2 separate regions of the Homo sapiens genome follow, and region 1 is linked to region 2. A link is an interaction called in ENCODE POLR2A ChIA-PET data of the cell type or tissue named here. Cell type or tissue: OCI-LY7. All regions are shown on one strand.

Evidence for each region. ChIA-PET counts read pairs that join two places held together with the same protein. Peaks named below come from ENCODE experiments on the same cell type or tissue, not always from the same donor. Only the 100,000 strongest peaks of a DNase experiment are listed, where the experiment ranks them.
Region 1: POLR2A ChIA-PET joins it to region 2 with 5 read pairs; 3 of 35 experiments call an interaction of 5 or more read pairs at or near these places.

Annotation. Positions count from the first base shown.
Region 1 is chr5:135,383,994-135,386,493 of GRCh38, forward strand. The region is part of intron 2 of MACROH2A1 (macroH2A.1 histone); the gene reads right to left. Among named protein-coding and RNA genes, the nearest start is that of MACROH2A1, 14 kb to the right of the region's middle. In OCI-LY7, no CTCF peak of the experiment used is centred here; no DNase peak of the experiment used is centred here.
Region 2 is chr5:135,052,457-135,054,956 of GRCh38, forward strand. PITX1-AS1 (PITX1 antisense RNA 1) reads left to right here. Exons shown (of 6, transcript NR_161235.1): 2 at 1-66. Among named protein-coding and RNA genes, the nearest start is that of EPIST, 14 kb to the left of the region's middle. RefSeq lists an enhancer at 1,055-1,114. In OCI-LY7, no CTCF peak of the experiment used is centred here; DNase peaks (open chromatin) are centred at 302, 589, 1,075 and 1,665; H3K4me3 peaks cover 2,366 bases; H3K27ac peaks cover 2,500 bases.

The DNA of each region.
Region 1 (2,500 bases), 330 kb after region 2:
CTGTCTGAGTCCAGGACACATTTGAGTGTCCCGGATAGGAAGGTGGTAAAGAGATTTGGGACTTATTTTCAAGGTAAGTGACAGAACCAACTGCAGGCTCTGCCTACCTCAATCTTCCAAGCTTGTAGGATTCCATCCCACATCAGAAATGCCAAGTGAGGTGGATGCTGGCTGAAATGAGTATCAGTGTAACAGGATGTGCTGCTGACAGGAACAGGCTCTCTCTACCCACTTCTAGGAGATGGAGGCAGGGATGGGTTGTGGCCCTATGACTACCACCAAAGGGATATGCAACATCTGACCTGAGTTAGAGACTGGAAGTCAAACAAGCTGAAACTTGGGATGAGGACAATCACTTTGTTAGCCAAAACCAGATGGCAAACAAGATGTATTTCTAACAACCGTCCCTTTTCCTTGGGGTTTTATTTCAGGATATAGTCAAGCCCAATGGCTGGGCCTCATCCAGTCTGTAAAGTGGATAAAGATCACTCATGGGACCCTGCTTCTTCCCCAGGTCAGGAGCTGGCTCCATAAACTGCACAAGGATTGGCCAAGTACCAACAGGCAGCTTCAAATTGGGACATCTGCTATCAGAGGATGCTGGGTGCCTTTTGGAGGAGTGTGAAGGCTCTGGTCATTGACAAGAGACAGGAAAAAGAACAAGATTACTGGAGACTCCCTTCCTCTCTCATACTTTAACCCTAATGTTAATAGTTAACATCTGGGCACTTACAATGTCCAGGCATGGAATAAGGACTTCACATGCATGCTCTCACATCAGCCTCATAAGAACCTGATGAGACAGTTACTGTGATCCTCATTTCACGGAGTATAAAACTATAGCATGGAGATGTGAGTGACTTGCCTAAGCCACAAGTAAGAAGTGGCAACTCTGGCACCAATGCCCATACTCTAAACCACCCAGCTCTAGAACACAGTGGACCCCAAGTGGTCCCCAGAGCTGGTCACCAAGGAGATGCCAGTTCCCTGCTTCAGAAGCACCTAGTCCTAGGTTGGCACTGCAGCTCAGCAGTCCTCTTAGCAATCCCTGGGCATCCAGACCCCTCCCATCTCTCCCACAGGGGCCTTTGGAAGGCAGAGGGCCTGGCCCAGCTACTTCAAATGGGCCTCCATGTGGCACATCCCATCACCATGCCTGCAATTGTCATGCCAGGTGTTGGGCTTGACTACATGCCACCTCTAAGAGTCTGGGCCATGCAGAGAAGAAAACAATCCCTTCTTAGGAACTTCAGTGACACCTAAACAAGCAGGGCAGCTCTGGTAACTGGTTAACAAGCATTCTCCAGAAAGCATTTCCTGACACCCACTTGCAGTCCTGTCTCCCCCCTTGCAGCACAGGTGGTCCTGCATCACCACAGCTTTTCTCTTGCCTATACCTGTTTCTGGACAGGAAGCCCTTTGGGGGTGGGGATGGGTTGGTGTGTAGCTGTGCAAGGGACATCACAGCTCTCAGCAAGGAGAGCTTGAGTGGGTGGGACTTCCCTCAGATGTCTGCCTAGTGTTGGAGCACAATGTCGGGGTCACATCCTTGACCAGACCCTAAGCTGCTTGAAGGCTGGTACTCCAGTTTCTCCCTCTCTCTGTAGCTTCCCCATGTTCTGGGAAGGGGCTGGCCTGGCACCCAGCAGGCGCATCAAGACAGATAAGTGGTTGGCAGATCCCCTTTCCCAGTTCTTGTGGGGCTGGCTGGCACCTCTCCAGGGCTCAGCTGATTTCTCCTCCTCAGAGAAGCCTTCCCTGGCCAGCTCATCTCCAAGCCCCCAAGCAGCCTGGGCCCTCGTTTGGCCTGCTTTTACTCCTTGCAACACTTTCAGTCTCTAAACTATCTAGGTTGGCTGGCTGTCTTTTCCAGACAAGAGTGTGAGCTCCATGAAGCAGAGGCCACTCTGCCCTGATCACTCCTGCACTCTCACACAGAGCCTAGCACGGTGCCTGGCAGACAGCATGTGGAGTGAATGAGAAAAGGCCTTTAGGGAAACAAAAGTGAAGAGGAGAGCAGAAAGAGGGCCTGGACACACTTCCTTCTCACTCAAGGGCCAAAAAACAAAGTTCTAAGTGGGTCACCCAGAATGTCTAAGTTAGACCCAGAATGTCTAACATCCACGTGCTCCCACATCCCTGCCCAATCGGCTAAGGGCTGGTCACCTTCTGAGGACAGTCAGTGTGGGTGTGTGGCACTGTTCTGAGGGGTGGAACAGAGCAGCATTCTCACTAGACATGGCCCCAGAGTCTGGCTCCTCTCCCATCACAAAACAGGACATAAGTAACCACAGCAGTGACTGGGCATGCATTAACTGCTCAGAACATCCTCCTAAGGTCAATTGGGCCTGGTTCCATGTTAGGGGCAGGCATGGTCATGCCAATGACTCAGTGCCGCATGCAGGCAGAGGAAATGCTTCAGATTCAGCCAACTATAGCCCTGCTGTAAGGTCTTCATAAAATTTAAAAATACATATTATTATTTAATATACAAGAGCTG
Region 2 (2,500 bases):
CCAGCTGAGATGAGACGTGGAAGCTGGAGGGGTCCGGCATCCCAGAGAGGCGTGAGGCTCCCAAACGTGAGTGACAACGACCCTGGTCTTGCCGGCATCCTCCCATCATATTGGTGGGGGGTGGGGGGTGGGCTGACCTCTGAGGGGACACCTTGCCATGGGCTGGCCTCTGTAGTTAACCCACATCACAGAATCAATCCTATGGCATCAGAGCTGAACAGACTTTAGAGATTGCCTTGTGCAAGTCTCTCATTATTCTAGTGATGCCCAGGGGTGGTGGGGGACACTTTCCTGAAGTGGAACCAGAGGCAGAACTCGAATCTCTTGCCTCCTGACTGGGTGCAAGAAGCACAGCCTTATAACCATAACAGCAATAATCCCTCCTGCGTGTTTCAGGATGTGGAAGGCTTTGATGGTTCCCATTTTGTCTGATCTTTGCAGTGACTCCTTGGGCAAAACATGTGATTCCCATTTTACAGATAAGAGGAGCTGATGCTCATAGGTGCTGGGTGCCTGGGGCCAGCTTGCCTGGAGCCTCTCTTGACAGCTGTGTTCACTCTTTGGCCCTTCCATTCTTGACAGAGTTTTTTTGTGGAGTTTCTTCTCATTCATTTTCAAGAGCAGCTCATGGGACGTAATCTAAACACAGCTTTTGACTCCCTAGTCCTCCTACCCTAACCTCCTGAACTATCAAACCCACAGCTTCATGGTCATGAGACGAAGCAAAGTGGGGTATTTCCCTGGGTCTTGGTCCCACGTCCTGGGGGTCGTTTGGGATCCTAGCAGGTGAGAGGCTCGTGACTGGGTTTGGCAAAGCTCCCCAAATGGTGAGAAGCACTGGGGACTCAGAGTCCTGGGCGAGAGGGCCCCAGATTTTGAAGATGGGTGGGTGGGGTGGTCAGAATGGGTGTGGGGTGGGGGTCCCTGGCTGTGGGAGCATGAGCCTTGCCTGAGTCCCTGTCTCTCTGGCAGCACCCAGTGCTTGGCATGCAGCAGGCACTCAGGAAATGCAAATTGTACAAATTAGCTCAGCCTCGGTGGCCATGGTAACTGCACCTGCCTTGACCACAGAGTGGCTTCCCCTTTTTTTTTTATAGCGCTTTTTGTTAAAAGGTATCTATGTATTACACCATATCTATTTAGAACCTCCCCCCTTGCCCCACCAGAGTCAGGTAAGATTGTTTTCACATTGGCTGCTCTTCAGCCCAGCAGGACTTGGTTTTGCTCTGGGCACATCCATCTCTTGCACGAGGTGGGAACTCATTCTGCATTTCTGCACTTCCAGAGCTGATTCCTTCATGCAGGCCGATTTTGCTTGTGAATAGGCCTCCAAAAATAAGTTCTCTGTGATTTAGAAGACTAGGTTCTCCCTGCATTCAGGAGCAAACAGAGGCTTCACGTGGTCTGGTGACTTCACTGGGGTTGCGCAGAGAGCTGGTGGCAGATCCAAGGTTATGATCCTGGCCTCAGTGTCTCTTTTTGCCCCTTGTTTCTTATTCTTTCCCAGAATAACTTGCTGAGTGGTTAGGGGATGTGCAGGCTGCTGTGGTGGTGACCCCTGTGAGGCCAGGTGGGGGAAGCCCTTGTGTCTGCCTGGTGCCTGTAATATATTTGAATTATCTCCGCAGATGAGCCCTGATTTAGCAAACAGTCTCGAGTAAACCTAGCTTGAAGACAAATACAATTGACACTGGGCTTGAGTGGTTCAAAGGTTATTGGCACAAAGCTGTCGGCTTTGTTTAGCCAAGGGGCTGTATTTATGATGGGTGATACGCAGTGCCATCCATAACTTGCCGGCAAGAGGGGCTGACGTCGGACCAGAGACAGCTTATTTACACTGAGCCTGGAGTTTAGTTTCTCTGCTGGGACATGCAAAGGCAATTCGATTCTTGGCCAAGTTGCTTTATGGGTTGATGGCTTAGGTCTGTTGTCATAATTTGGGTCATCAGTTAACCTTGCTGGGGAGGGATAGCACCCCTCAAGGGGATCATTTCCTGGGTGTGTGTACAGCAGGGTGAACCGGGGGAAAGGTGGAGATGTAGGAGAGGTCTTTGGGGCTATTCAAAGGATGTGATCAATGGGTTTCACATTGACCCCTAATTTAAGCCTCACATACACTGGAGTAGCAGCACGTCTGAGTCCCTGGGGCCTGGGACTTGATTCCTCCCTGTATCTCTTGGATGCTTTGGCTAGTTTAGGGGAAAGGAACCATGGGGCAGACTTGCACTGAAGAGATTCATGTGGTTGCAGTGCTAGACAGGCAGGCTTTATAGACACTGGATTCCTTGGGAGAGAAATTATCCCAGGAATGAGCAGACTGTGGCTGTAAGGAGCCACGGCCAGTGCAGGCAGAGGTGTGTGAGGTTGCTATCAAAAGCTAGCCTGTGGTTTGGCTTTTTGGGGAGCAGCAGGCAATCTGTATCAGGGCCTTACAATATGCTTCTCTTGGTGACCCATTTATTCCATTGGCTAAAATCTATCCTGAGGAAATCGTCATAGA